2 separate regions of the Homo sapiens genome follow, and region 2 is linked to region 1. Evidence: chromatin contacts called from ENCODE Hi-C or POLR2A ChIA-PET data. All regions are on one chromosome and are shown on one strand. The core of a region is the stretch at or near the end of the contact, and the rest is flanking DNA. Distances in the headings are between cores, read along the strand shown. Region 1 overlaps LOC284240 (a long non-coding RNA gene). Region 2 overlaps NFATC1 (nuclear factor of activated T cells 1).

Region 1 (7,343 bases), core at 1,265-3,764:
CATACATGAACAACTAATCCAGGCCCATTTTCAAATAATACAATACCACTTCATGGATAGTGTGACACCTTCTAATAACAAAATCACTTTAATTTTTTCCTCCCATCCTTTGTGTCATTGCTGCAATTGATTTCACTCACACATTAGCATACCTAGGCAAGCATGTGTATATACACATGTCAGCATACATATTTAATGTATATAAGCACACATGACCAAATGCATTGTTGCTATTACTTTGGACAAACTTATCTATTAGATCAGTGGAGAATCGGAACAGTGTTTTTATCTTACTTTACTTTTTCCTCTTCCAATATTCTTCCTGTCTTTGGATCTGAGTAGTATTCTCACTCTAAAGAGCTTCCTTTCTCATTTCTCACAGGGCAGGTTTATTGACAACTGATTCCCTCAAGTTTTGTTTTTCTGGGAAAGTCTTTTTTTTCTCCTTCACTTTAAAGGATAACTTCACAGGGTACAGAATTGTAGGTTGGGGTCTATTTTTTCCTTTCTCAACACTTTAAATATTTCGTTTCATTCTTTTCCTGCTTGTGTGGTTTCCGAGCTTTCAAATGAAATGTCTGTCTTTGCTCCTCTGCAGCCGAGGCATCTGCATCCTCAGTTTGTCACTCATTCATTCACTTCTACCCCAAGTGGGCCCACAGCTGCTGCTGGAGAACGGAGGGGACGTCACCTTGTTCTTGCCTGCAGAAGCTGCAAGTCCAACAGCAAAGGGGACCTACTGCACGAGAATGAGGAGAGCTGCAGGGTGGGGGGCTCAGGCACCAACCCCCACCCCCCCCACCACCAAGGGCCTTCTAGGCAAGGCTCTCATGTGTGGAACGGAGGCCAGCTGGAGGGCAGGGCCAGGCACGTGTCCCAGCTGCTCCTCAGCGTGGCTTCCCCTCCCGAACAGAGCAGCTCACACAGTAACAGTGACAATAATCACAGTGGCTAGCGTGAGGTCGACACTCCTCGGGCGGGCACCATGCTCCTGTCGGACTCACATGAGTCAGCATTTGGATAACCCCTGCCTGTACCTCCACAGGGTTCTTAGGACAATGGGAAGAGCCTGTGTGAGTGTGGGAAAGGCAGCTGCAGGTCCCGTGCTGAGAAGGTCCCTCGCCTAGAAGCCAGTGCCTCTGGTCTGGTTCAGGCCCTGTCTGCACAGTGAGTCCAGCTGGCATCCATAGGAAGAAAGGGTGTTCCCCGGGCGTGCTCCAGAAGCAGCTACACATCTGTCGGGCTGCAGCAGAGGCTGCATCTCAGCGTGTTCCCTGGATGCCCCTGACCCTGTGACGGCTCAGAAACAGCAGCTGTGGGCAAACCACGGTGACGGCCATGTGGGCCCAGCTCCCTCCTGCTGCTCTGGCCAGAGCCCGTTGCCGTGGTGGCAGAGGCATCTCTGGATTTCCTGCTGCAGCAGGACAGAGTCCACATCAGGACTTGAATGTTCCCTGCAGCACAAGGAGGCGAGAGAGGTGGGTTCGAGTCCCGCTCCTGCACGGGTGAGGGTGGTGTCTGGATGTGGAGGCCAGGGCCTGGAAGCCTTCACCCCTCACCAGCAAGGTGGGCAGGTGCTGCGGCCGGGCCTGCAGTTCTGCTCCCCCGCTGCCCGGGTCCCCGGTTCTGCTCCCCCACTGCCCGGGTCCCCAGGCATGCACGGAGTCCTGGACTTTCACTCCCCTGGGCGGTCAGTGGGAGAGAGAGGCCTGGGGTCTCTGCTGAGGAATCATCGTGTCACTCGCCCTCCCTTCAGAGTTCGGGAAACTGAGGCAGGAGAGGCTGAAGTTGCCAGAGGTCACGCGCTAAGGAGCTGCAGAGCCAGCTTTGCGTCCCTCCCCTGTGGGGCCCCAGGAGGGCTGTGAGGCTGGGGAACCCACTGCGGGGTCCGGAGCTCCAGGATCTGGTGCTGAGGCCCTGGGAGGAAGAGGGAACCTACGGACTGCTCGTGGCTCCCCTACTCCCGGGGAAATGCAGGGAAACTGAAGCCTGGGCTGTCCCCTCTCCCAGCTGGCAGAGGGCCCTCAGGTACGATGGAGAGTGAGACATGCAGGGTGGGGAGGGCAGGGCAGGTGGCAGGGAGACATGGAGGGCGGGGAGGGCAGCAGGGACAGGCAAAAGGAAGCAGCCCCACCCCTCTATGCCAGGAGCACCCCATACCATGACTGTGACAGCCACAGATGCCTCCAGACATGACCACGTGTTCCCTGGGGACAGAACCACCGGGCAGAGCACGTCCAGGCTTCCGGGGATCCCCGGAGGTGGCTGCCTCCTCACGGCGTCTCCCCATCCTTCCCCATCTCCCTTCTCCCTCCCCCGTCCCTGGAAAGGTCTGCTTCAAACCTGTGAGAAATGACTAGGGGCGGCTGTAAAATCAAAACCTTCCCCTCAGGCCCAGAGGAAAAATGAGCCACTTCCATTTCTTGGCGCTTTTCCCTGTGAGCCTTGGACAAGCTTCCCGAGGCCTGGCCTCCGCCCAAGCAGCCGGTCCCTCCCAGGGGCCTCCCCGTCGGGCTTCCTCGTCCTAAATGGAGTTGGAGGCGCCTCAGCAAACCCAGCGATGGGGCGAGGATTTTCAGAGCGGGCCCTACCTGATGATGGGAGGGATCATGTTTTCTCCAATATTGCCAGAATAGCAGTGTTGTAAAGGTTGCTACAGAAACACCTCGGGTCAGCGCCGAGTCCAAAATAGAGCGTCTAGACAAACTCCTACTGTCTGACCTTCGACGTGTTTCCTAATCCATCCAATCTTGCCAAGCAAATTGGTGACTAAGCAGCAATTCCCTTTACACTCTGTCATAAAGGCCTGACGAGGCCCAGGCGCTGTGCTACATTTCAGTCTGGCTGTGGCGGCCGCTCCACCCGCACGGCTCCCACGTGGCTTCCCAGCGCGATGTGTGCCTGGGTCGCCATGAACTAATTTCAAGGCCGAGTCCAAAAGCCACAGGGCTGCCGGAAAACAGAACTCACTTTCAGCCAGCAGGGCCCCAGAGTTGACATAAAATGTGAAGAGGGAGTCTGGAGGCGGCTCTGGCGAAAACAAAATAGAAGTTGGGGACGGGCCGGCCCCAGTGGCCTCCCTCCGTGCAGGGGCTGGGAGGGGGTGGGGCAGCGGTTCTGCTAAATGAATAGAGCCAGCTGCTTGGCGAGGCCGAGCCCCTCCTCTGTCTCCCCTGCAATGCTCTGTCCTGAGCCTCTCAGTCACCTGTGTGAAGGGACTCAGACGCAAGGAGAGTTGTGCTCTGCTCTAAATAAGCACAGTGGAGACCCTGATGTGGTGGAATGGGGCGGCTTCCTTTTGCCCTGAGTCCGAGGCTCTGGGTTTCGGGCACTTGGGCTGGGCATGCTGCAGGTGGGACGGGGCTGAGGCTCCACTGGGCAGGGGCATGGAGCTGCAGAGCGGGCACTTTGCGGTGAGGGAGGTGGTGTAGGCTGGGCAGAGTGGGACGTGGGCGGCCTGGGGGACACTGAGATTCATGGGTCGGGGGCAGGGGCTGCCCCGGGTGCTGCCGCGGGTGCTGCCGCCGGCATGGCCACGCATCTGGCTTCTGTGCCTCTGGTGACCAGGCTATTTCCACAGATGGCAAAGCTGGCTGTAATTGGGGTTGCTTCCCCAGGGACAAACCACTGGTCCTAAAATGGAAGGCGAGGGAGGGGAGAAGACTGTTTTACTGGAAAAGAGGCCACTTTGCCAGAACCACGTTGGTGCCACAAAGTGAGGAATACCTGTCTCTCCACACTGGTGCCAGTTGGCCCATCGCTGTAGCTTAACTGTCCAAAAAAGGAAAAAGAAACACTTCCACCAGATAGTATAACTCTTGGACCGGAGAGTGAAGTGGAAGCCTCACTCTAAACCTTTCTGCAGCTGCACGCTGGGCCTGGCCGGAGTCCCGCCGAGCAGAGCGGAAAGTGAGCCGGTACCAGTGCTCGTGGCAGGGTGAGCCTTGCGTGTGCTGCGTCTTGAAGGGGGCGGCTTTGCGGCTTAGCATGTCGCTTTTCTATACATACCAGAAACGCAAGTTTTCCAGAGTCCTCTGGCCAGAGGTGGGTGAGGCATTGGCAGTTCTTCAGAAGACACAGAGAAGCCTACATGTTTCTCTGAATTTCTCATAAACTGCCCCTGGCTGGCGCTGAAGCTCCTTCAGAGGCAAAGAGCTTCAGACGGGCGATGCCTGCCCGTTGGCCCCTGGCAGACCTGCCAGCCTCCAGGCTGAGAGCAGGGTTCCAGCAGCATCTGAGCAGCCAGGCCCAGGTCTAGCCACCGCAGCCCGCACAGGCCTCTGCAGCCCCCGACTCAGCGGCATGGGTAAGCTTGGCTCCGCGGGGCCACAGCAGAGCCTGGAGACACAGAGGCTATCCCTGCAGTGGCACCTGGGAGATGCCACTAAGCCGTTGCCTGCAGCCATGACTCAGCCCAGCAGTCCAAGTGCTAGACGGAGAGCTGCTCCCATCTACGGGGTGCCCACTGGGTGGGCAGGAGTGGGGCAGGCGAGGGGAAAGCTCCTGCCCACATCTCCTGGGCTCTGCGGCCTGTGCTGCTGGGTGCAGGGGGGCAGTCCAGGGACTGAGCAGGACTGTGCCACGGTGAAGAAAATCCACCTCCACCAGGGCCTCCACCACCTCCATCAGGACTAGAAACTGAGCAGGACTGTGCCACAGTGAAGAAAATCCACCTCCACCAGGGCCTGACCCCTGCTTGGTGCTGAGTCTGCCTTGGTTCCCTCACCGGAAGGTGGGGAAAACGAGAGCCCCTCCCACAGATGTGTGTCCACACTGATAGTGAGGCTGGCGCTGCACAGCCCTGCCTGGGGCCCTGACACGCACGGCAGAACCTCCATAGGGGGCCGCTGGCCACCCCCCAGGTCTCCACTGCCACAACCTGGTGTTCGGGACTGGCCAAGGCCCGCAGGTGCCGGGGCAGCAGGGAGCCCCCGTCACAGCAGTGAAAGACACCAAGGGCCCCGTAGCCCCGTGCCAGGACTCTGGCCTCAGCTCCTGCAGCCTGCCCAAACAGCGCTTCCCGGGGGGCACTGTGAGGTCCCCCCAGTGCTGTCTCTGTAGAAGGACTTAACCTCACCTGAGGACTGGACGTCCCTTACCACCTCAATCCCGAGCCTGTGGTGTTTCCGCTTGCTTTAAACCAGGACCTATGGAGAAGCGCACCTGCTCCCCTGGCTTCGGTGTGGCCGCACTCACGGTGTCGGGAGGACGTGGACGTGCTGTACTGCACCTTTAAAGGAAAGTGCTACGGCTCCGCACGCCTTCCCCCCACCACCCAGTGCCATGGCTCCGCACGCCTTCCCACCACCCAGTGCCATGGCTCCGCACGCCTTCCCCCCACCACCCAGTGCCATGGCTCCACACGCCTTCCCCCACTCCAGTGCCACGGCTCTACATGCCTTTTCCCCCCCAGTGCCACGGCTCCACAAGCCTTTTCCCATCCTACAATTGTCATGTATTTTTCATGAAATGAGTTATTTGAAAGAAACTAATATTGTCCAAAATATAGAACTTCTTTTGGAAGTTTTGAAGAATCTTGGACTCCAAGGGGCTCCTCTTTTGAAAGCTGTTCCCTTCTCTGACCACAGGGGCTGGGAGGGGCGTGCTAGGCCTGCACGGAGCCTGGGCGGGGTGTAGGAGGACCTGGAGGAGTGCTGGAGCCAGGCAAGCTGGGCTGCTACCAGGAACCCGAACCCCTCCAGACACCCCGGGAGAGGTGGGCTGTGAAGCCAGGCTCAGAGCAGAGGACACAGGCAGGGAGGCACCCCCGGGGCTTGGCACAGCAACCAGAGTGCAGGGTGTCCACCGTGCGGGAGTGCAGGGTGCAGTGGTGTGGAGTGGGGATGAGGATATGGGGTGCGTGGAGTGGGGATGAGGATATGGGGTGCATGGAGTGGGGATGAGGATATGGGGTGCATGGTGTGGGAGTGTGTAGGGGCACAGCGGGTGTGGGGGGTATGGAGTGTGGGCTGAGGGGGTGGGAGGTATGGAGTGTGGGCTGGGGGGGTGGGGGATGCTGGGTGTGTGGGAGTGTACGGGAGCACAGGGGGTGCAGGGGGTATGGAGTGTGGGGTGGGGGCTGCTGGGTGCGGGATGCTGGGTATGTGGGAGCGTGGGGTGTGGGAGTGTGTGGGGACACAGTGGGAGCATGGGGTGTGGGAGTGTGCAGGGACACAGTGGGTGTGGGGGGTATGGAGTGTGGGGTGCGGGATGCTGGGTATGTGGGAGCATGGGGTGTGGGAGTGTGCGGGGACACAGTGGGAGCATGGGGTATGGAGTGTCAGGTGGGGGCTGCTAGGTGTGCGGGGGTGTGGGGACAGGGTTTGCGGGGCAGGGGGTTGCAGAAGCGTGTAGGATGCGAGGGTGCTGGGTGCATGGTGCATGGTGCAGGGTGCAGGGTGGGGGGCTGTGGGGAAGGTATGGGGGGTTTCGGGTGCAGTGGGGAGGTGCAGGGGGTGTGGGGTGCAGGGGTGCCTCCAGCCCCAGACCTGCTGGGGTTGCACTGGTTCTGCTGCTGACAGGTGACCCACCTGCCCCTGTGCGCAAGTCACTGAAAGTTTTGGAGCCTGGTTTTCTTACCTGAGAAATGGGGCTGATGATCGTCCTGACTGATCGATTGGACCACCCGGTACACCACTGGCCTCTCCGATCCACAAGCTTCGAAAGCATTTTCATATCAGGTGGGCTTCCCTCCAGGTGCAAAGCCCCCGAGTTTCCTGACTGCTGACTCCCACTTGCTGTCCAAGCTTCTGCAGGTCTGCAGGGGGGCTGGTTACCCCGAGACTCGTGTCCAGGTGATCTGGGAGGTGCCACATGGGAGCACATAGGGATGGGGCACGCAGGGGCCAGGGGGACATGGGGAGCATGTGGAGGCATGTGACATCATGTGGGGCGCGCAGGGGCACTTTAGTGGAAAGGAGGAACAAGTGCTTTTTGGAGCAGCGGATGCACCTGCCCAGCCCCCAGCACACCCAGTGCCAGCAGGAGCAGCAGCAGAAGAGCAAGCAGCATGGGTCCTGCTCACGTGGGCCCAAGCCTCCCCAAGGCCTGCAGCTTGGCTCCCGGCCCCTTCTGCCCAGGCTGCCTGCTCCCAGCTGGGGTTTCCCGTCTACACAAGCTCTGCCTCTCTAGCCCTCAGGCCACCTGAACCCACCACAAAGGCATCGGTCCCTTCAGGGCTCCCAGGGTTCAAGGTGCAGCTGGGTTGAACACCACCAGGGAGTGCTGTGTAGACGAGGCCTTCAGGGGCAGGGAGTGCTGTGTAGACGAGGCCTTCAGGGGCAGGGAGTGCTGTGTAGATGAGACCTTTGGGGGCAGGGAGTGCTGTGTAGACGAGGCTTTTG
Region 2 (7,343 bases), core at 2,159-4,658, 62 kb after region 1:
TCAGCGCACCCTGAGCGCGCTCCAAACACTCACTCAGGTGTAGCTTGTTAATTTCAACACGGGACGTATTTTTAAAAATATTCACGTTGAGACGAGACAGCCTCCGGTGATGTCACTGGTCAGGACGCCATGTGGGGAACGTGGCGGAACTGGCGGAAACAGCTGATTTTTTGGGTCCTTCTCTAGAAGCGGGGCCAGGGTGCGTCCCGGGTGGGGAGGGGAATGCTGGGGCAAGGGGCCCCAGGCTGTCCATATAACGAGATGCCCTTGCCAGGGCCGGAAGCTCAAGCACTTGGGTCTTTCCTGGGCTCCACTTGGCTCTGAGGGGAAACTTGATACTCATATTACTTTTGTGCCACCCAGTCTCTGCTCAGGAGCAAAGCAAACGTGATCTTACGCGCAGATGCGGCTGCTTTGCCTCTGGCTGAGTCTCAGAAAACGCCCCATCCCTAAGGTTCCCCCAGGATTTCGGTCACCGAGGACCGCGTGCTAGAGGCCAGCAAAGACCAGGAAGGTAGTTCCACTGCCTCCCGAAGCTGACCTCTCTCTTAGCTTTCCAGGAAAACGCAGTCTTGGTTCTGGTGTACACGAGGGTGGCACACGTAACTGCCCAACAGCTTTTCCCCCCGACAGGCAGAACCTCTGGCTGGAAATCAGCCTGTGGGTGCATTTTTCTAATTACTCAAAATCAACCTAAAAGGCACAAACACTAAGAGGGTTATTCGCAGAAGCTCAACCTCTTCTGCAGAAACCATCACTGTATACATTCATAATTTTGGAATATTCTGTTACTGGGGTTGAGGACAACCAAGGAGGTTTCACAAAGTCACTTTGAAACCAAGAAAGAGCTTCCAGTGCATTCTGGGTGGACAGCTCCGCCCGCTTCGGCAGAGGGAAGCGAAGGGCGCGTGCTGGCCGCCTCCGGGTTGAACAGTCCAAGGCTCTGTTAGGCCCCGACTGGGGCCAGTTGGAGAAAAGCAAGGGCTTAACCAGCTCTCCCCTACTTGCTGAGAGCTGAGGGCTCCCCCCAGAACAGTGGCCTCTGTGCTCTCCTCACGCCACCCCACGCGGGACCTCCCCTACTCGGAGAGCCGAGGGCTCCTGATGCCTGTGAGGTCTCCTCCCAGCTCCCCCAAACGCCGGCCTCTGTGCTCTCCTCACGCCACCCCACGCGGGACCTTCGACGACGTTCTCAGGCTCACTTCAGATATTGTCAAACGCAGAAAACTGGGGGATAGATGCTTACTAATCGCTTTAGGTGGTGATGACTTCCCTAGTCCTTTAACTCAATCTGTACACCTCTGAGCAAAAGAAATCAGAATTCTTGCATTTTATAAAGTCCTAAATGAAAAATGTTCCTGAAAGATGAGAACAATAATTACTGTAGAAGTTCCAAGTTTCATATTTTAACTCATGGCCAGGTAATATTTTCCCACCCAAACGTGAAGTAGGGAGCTTTGGTGGGGAAAAGGGGAAGAGCAGCTTTAAGAAGCGGGGAGAGACGGTGAGAACCTGTGGGTTTCCACACGTTTCCTCGCCAGATGATTGTCAAATGGCGTGTGACTGTGTGTGTGGCCAGAGCCTCACCCAGGATATTCCTCTGAGCAAAAACATTTGGCACTAGCAGGAGTTCCTTCTCCACCTCGCCCGGATGAACATTTCTGAGCTGCTTCAGTTACAGGGCCTGGGAACTATCCGGCGTCTCGCAAATTTCTACGGCAGGTTTTTACCTAAACATAGAAGAAAGGGAACAGCTCTACTGGCAAGATGCCCTTCCAACGGCGAATGGCCGCGTCTACACAGCCTTCCCAACACGAGGTTCATTTCACAGACGATCCAAGTACACGCCACTGAAAACACACTCTGAGAACAAAGCGGCATCTTCCACGCGTATCATGAACCACTCGCAGACTACGCCTGTCCAGCAAAAAAATACGGCTTTATTGGATCTATTTCCTAACTACAAAGACAGCTGACACAGACATCAAACGTTTCCTTTTCAATGACAGTCCCCTGAGAAAGGCTGCACGTGACTCCTACAGTGCCGGGTGCAGGGTACCCAGCCGCAGGTGGGACGCGGCCACACGTCTTCACGGTTACGTGCAGACCGACGGGATGGCCTTCAGGTTGTTTCTTTCCGTGAGTGAGACACAAGAGACGCGATTGTGCCGGAGCGCACGGTACAGGCCGTTCCTTCTGCGGGAGCCCTTTCTCCATCAGCGACGTTCTGTTCAGTGACTTCACAGCCGGAGCCTCCACCCGCAGGTGCAATTCAGGCAGGTTCCATAAGGGGGCATTAATTCCTAAGGCACGAGTTCAGGTCAACCGTGTTTCAATGAATAAACCATGCTTTTTGGTTATATGGAACAATAGATCGCTGTGAGTAATCATACGTAATAAGCAACTAATTGTACAGAGTGCCCAGCAAGGCCTACACAAACCTACCTGTTAACAGTAACTCATCTGAAAACACACAACGCAGGGCTGAGCATTAAAGTGGCGTTTTTGGTATTGGTTTTCTTAGATGAAGCAGAGAGTGGTAAGGCTTCTGTGAAACAATCATCTTATAACTGAACAAATATATTACACTTAGGTTGCATGTTATTTACAATCACTTTCTAATGTTGCCGTCTGGTAACCTACAGCTACTGTCAATCACAGCTCCTGGCTTTCTAGGGTCCTCCTCGAACTGCGTGAGACGAGAAAATGCACGGCCGTCCGAGGCGGCGATGGACGCCAGCAAGAGCAGCGACTGGAGCCCCAGACGCAGGTTCCAAAACGGATGCCGGTTATTGCTGACAGGGAAGCCCTCCTGGGCGAGGACACGTCGGCTCTGTTATTATTTATACATAAATAGATGCCTAGATATGTACACACATGCAAATGCAGGCTATCCTGTAACAGGTTTTTCTGCTTTTGTCCAGTAACCTATTGATGTGCTATTCAAGTTACTTGTGCTATGTTCGAAGCCAGATTAAAAACAAAGATGCGAGCATGCGACTATGAACAAGCCTACGGTTTCAACCGCGCAGACAAGGGAAGCATGTTACAAAAGAGCTGAGATGACAGACTGGAAGATTCTAAAATGCACTGTGTAAGGCAGCAGGAGTGTACGTGACAGCCCAGGAAACGTTCCAAATGTTGGAGACTCATACTAGAGTCCTCTCGCAGCCTTCCAGCGTTCTCTTCATTCATACAGAGGGTAAAACCTCACAATGAAATGTGTTTGCAGTTTCTGCTCCTAAAAATACTCCTACAGTAGCAAATTCAATGCTCAATTCTATGATGCCCTGATGGTCTGGTTAAATAAGGCACTTCCAGTATTGAACCCCAGGGGTGCCAGAAGGGCTGGGCGTGGGGTCAAACTGCGTGTGGGCCGTTCCCATGAAAGGCCCCTGCACGGTGGGTCTCCCGTGCTCAGCCCGGCCACCTCCCTTCTGTTGTCATGAGATGACTTCTCCTCCAGGTGACACAGTGGTCTCCCTTCCTCCCTGCTTTCCTTCTTGTTGGAGAGCCAATCTTTGCACATATTAATGTTCAGCTCCTGGCATTCAGTCAGTTGGAGGTTCTGAGTGGTACCAGGTGTGAGTTCAGTTTATTTATTCAAAAGTCTTTGTCTGCTGAAGTCAGCATACCCCTGCTGAACTGAGTGCTCCAATGTGGCAACTAGGAGTGGGTGCTCGTGCTGGAGAGGTCATTTCGTATTATTTCATTTACTGTAAGAAAAGAAAAATTGAGAAAGTATTAGAGAAATACCATAAACATCAAAGCAACGCCCCCAGCCCTGCTTCTCCATCAGTGACGCTCACGCCTGTGACAAGGCATCTCCCCAGGAACCCACATTTCCTCCTCGGTCCCACCCTGGTCCATGAGTGTCGTGAGCCAGTGCCTGGCTGCCTCGGCAGAGAGCTGGGGTCGCCAGAGTGACCGCCCTCGTCCGTAGCACGGTACCAGCACGTCTCTGACGGCCAAAGTGCAGGTGCCAGGTGCCGGCCGCGATGCTGGGAAGATGCTGTGGCTGTCTCTCCACGAACCAAGCGACCCACAGGTCCACACCAGCACTTCTGTGGTGTCAGCACCAGTGTCGCCTGAGCCTCCCTCTCAGGCTCTTCCTGATTTTTATTTCCCTTTGGATGGCAGAGTCCCTGAGTCCCCCACAGGCCAGTGACGTTCCCCGTCACCTGTGACTTCTGGCAGACGCAGAGGAAACGAGCGGCACTGTTAGGGCCTTTGTGAGCTGCATGCATCCCCGCCCCACCCACCTCCTGCTGTGGCCGCCCTGATGGGCGCTGAGATAGGGGATGTGCCACCAGCACTGTCGCCACGTCCCATCTCCCTCCCAGGTTCTGGTGGGGCGTGCGCTGACGTCACGGAACTGCCCGGGCTTCCCTCTGCCATGGGCTGGAGCGCCCAGAGCCCAGATAAGCCCCACGTGTTTCTGCAAAGGCCCCGGCCTGTCTCAGGGCGGCTTCCTGGAGCAATTAGTAGTGTGCATTTCATCACCCCACTCCCTTCCCCAAATTCCCTTTCAACAACCCCCGACTATTTTTAAGAATAACAATAATAAAACACAGATGGAGAACCAGGAATTGTGTCATGGGAACTGATAACAGGACACACTGGCACTGAGCTCCAGGAGGAACCCTGGCTGCAAACACACACCCGAGGCTGGCTCGCCCAAGGCTCTGCGGGGCCAGAGACCCAGGCAAGCAAAGGTGCCCCACATGCCCGGCCCCGCCAGCAGCACCTCCTGACATGGCGCCCACAGAAGGTCCCGACTCTGTCCCGTGTGGGAGCTCAGCCTCTGTAAAGACACAGGCACGCGTGGGCTCCCCGCAGGCCCTGCTCAGAGCCACGCTGATCCTGGGCCCTGCCCAAGACGGGACCTGGCACTCAGCCACAGGACGCAGAGCCAGGCTCTCTGCAGAGGGCTCCGCCCCCAGTGTGGAAGGCACCAGAAGGAGCCCGGGCTCCCGCCCCTCCGTGTGACTCTTCACAAACACTAAGGAGGATAACGACAGGGCCCAGGTGCTCGCAGGCTGCTCCCGGACTGGCACGCAGGACCTGACTTGTCCCAGAGTGCGCACGGCAGCTCCTCACCAGAGGCACTTTCCGTGACACTCGGGCGGCGCTGCGGGGCCTCGGCACAACGCAGAGAGAAAGACGGCTCTGTTCTGTGTGGGGGTCGCACGTCCCCACCCAAATGCCCTAGGCTGCTGGTTGCTCAGCGGCCTCCCGCCCACTGTGCTGCTGAGTGCAGCGGCCCCCAGGAGCTCCGTGCCCTGCTGTGCTTGGCATCTGTGGCACGAGACAGGGATGCCCCAGAATTCGAGACCAGTTAACTCCTTTCCCACTGCGCTGGTTCAGCCTTGCTACAAAAGACGTCTGCAAAGAGGCAGGAGGAGCCACCTGCCCAGGAGGAAGACACGGTGGGGGTTCAGGTAGCTCAGAACAGGCCCCACCTGTGGGGGAAGGGAGGCTGCCCAATGCATGAAGAGACTGGGCTCAGGTCCTCATCCAACCCTGGCCAGCGGAGCTCCAAAAGAAAGGACTCCAGTCAGAATAGTGATTGTGGGGACGAAAGAGGCCTAAATGATCAACACAGGGGAAAGGTGGGGACACTACAAAGAAATAATGAAGCCATGAGTGGACCCTGAAGGGTAACAGCGACAGGGACAGGAGGGAGGCCTGAGAGGTAACGACGGTGGGACGTGGGGAGGACTGAGGGGTAACGACGGTGGGACGTGGGGAGGCCTGAGGGGTAACAACGGTGGGACGTGGGGAGGACTGAGGGGTAACGACGGTGGGACGTGGGGAGGACTGAGAGGTAACGACGGTGGGACGTGGGGAGGACTGAGGGGTAACGACGGTGGGACGTGGGGAGGCCTGAGGGGTAACGACGGTGGGACGTGGGGAGGACTGAGGGGTAACGACGGTGGGACGTGGGGAGGACTGAGAGGTAACGACGGTGGGACGTGGGGAGGACTGAGGGGTAACGACGGTGGGACGTGGGGAGGACTGAGGGGTAACGACGGTGGGACGTGGGGAGGACTGAGGGGTAACGACGGTGGGACGTGGGGAGGACTGAGGGGTAACGACGGTGGGACGTGGGGAGGACTGAGGGGTAACGACGGTGGGACGTGGGGAGGCCTGAGGGGTAACGACGGTGGGACGTGGGGAGGACTGAGGGGTAACGACGGTGGGACGTGGGGAGGCCTGAGGGGTAGTAATGATGGGATGTGGGGAGGCGTGAGGGGACAGGATGGGTGATGGTGACAGTGACAGGGTGGGGACGGCGTCTGAGGTCTCCATCGTGTTCGTGGGACAGGCCGCCTGCATGGCCGCCGAGAGCCGTCTTGTTCCCCGCGGGCACAGGAGGGCGCGTCGCTGAGGGTGAAAGGGAAGCGGCATGGCCATGGGGCTTCCCCTTGCTGCCCACGAGCACCTGAGCCTCGGTGGGAGAGCCCGTCGGGGGGCGGAAAGTTCCTCGGTGTGTCCCCCGGCCACCCAGGTTCCCGTCGGGGGCCACCACAGCCTCCTTTGCTCTCTCTGCCTGGGTCTGCGGCTGCTGAGCTCTCGGGAGGGGAGGAGGGCCGACCTCAAGAGAGCTGTCGAGGCCTAAGGAGCCAGCGGCAGCCTGCACCTCACTCCTGCGGGCTGGCGGTGCGTGTGGGCCGACCCCGTCCCAGCGCCGGGTCAAGTGTGTTCCACAAGGTCTCAGACGCTGCAGGGACGCGTGGCCGGGACCAGACACAGCCCAGGCACCCTCCAGGGCCTTCCCGCTGCCCCATGGCAGCAGCTGACAGAGAGCGGGATGGACAACCCTGACACCACTCAGCAGAGGACAGCACAGCAACCGAACCGCAGAGGAGGCTGTACCGCCCACCCATCCACACCGCGGACGAGAGCCGTACGTGGAGCCGTGCTCGCCCCGCAGACACGGCCTGTGCCGTAGCCCTGAGAGGAAAGCCACGGCTTCCCCTTTCACAGGTGGACAACGGGCCCATCCTGGGGTTGGTCTGAGGCCATGTGGCTCGCTGGCGCTGGGCTGAAAGACAGGACCGCCCCCCCACCCCCCAACTCCTTCCCGCCACGAGCACTTCTGACCCATGAGGTCAGCCACAGCTGCCCGGCCCTGCCCTTGCTATTCCGGGGGCGGCTTCCTTGGGTAGGGTATGGTTGCCGATGACACCTACGGTTTCCCATACCAGCTCTCTCTGCTGATAATTTCCATCTTCTTATTCAGCTTTTCCACAGACACAAAGGGTTTTTTCCCTTCCTAGCATATTTTGAATTGCAGGTAGCATGTGACCCTCACGGCGTGTGGGAGACCTGAAAGAGGA

The links. Hi-C counts contacts between places; a loop is a spot of excess contacts on that map. ChIA-PET counts read pairs that join two places held with the same protein, here RNA polymerase II (POLR2A). Pooled maps may share reads with other maps.
Region 2: a map of ascending aorta shows a loop between it and region 1 (4-fold over the local background). The contact joins two enhancer-like sites. A Hi-C loop is called at or near these places in 10 of 168 maps with a recorded cell type or tissue (G401, aorta, ascending aorta and 6 more) and 4 of 50 pooled maps. POLR2A ChIA-PET finds 5 or more read pairs at or near these places in 4 of 52 experiments (WTC11, activated CD4-positive, alpha-beta T cell, naive thymus-derived CD4-positive, alpha-beta T cell and 1 more).

What each region holds. Positions count from the first base shown.
Region 1 is chr18:79,584,527-79,591,869 of GRCh38, reverse strand. LOC284240 (a long non-coding RNA gene) reads right to left here. Exons shown (of 4, transcript NR_148949.1): 3 at 6,580-6,799; 4 at 2,852-5,230. It overlaps LOC124904335 (a long non-coding RNA gene), which reads left to right and starts at 5,605. Exons shown (of 4, transcript XR_007066428.1): 1 at 5,605-5,716; 2 at 6,522-6,680. RefSeq lists an enhancer at 614-1,453. Within about 2 kb of position 2,514, at least 13 of the 41 ENCODE cell types and tissues checked have a DNase peak (open chromatin) inside an H3K27ac peak, as active enhancers do.
Region 2 is chr18:79,523,901-79,531,243 of GRCh38, reverse strand. NFATC1 (nuclear factor of activated T cells 1) reads right to left here. Exons shown (of 10, transcript NM_001278669.2): 10 at 1,921-3,716. The coding sequence ends at 3,667. Among named protein-coding and RNA genes, the nearest start is that of NFATC1, 130 kb to the right of the region's middle. RefSeq lists a silencer at 6,461-6,530. Within about 2 kb of position 3,408, at least 2 of the 41 ENCODE cell types and tissues checked have a DNase peak (open chromatin) inside an H3K27ac peak, as active enhancers do.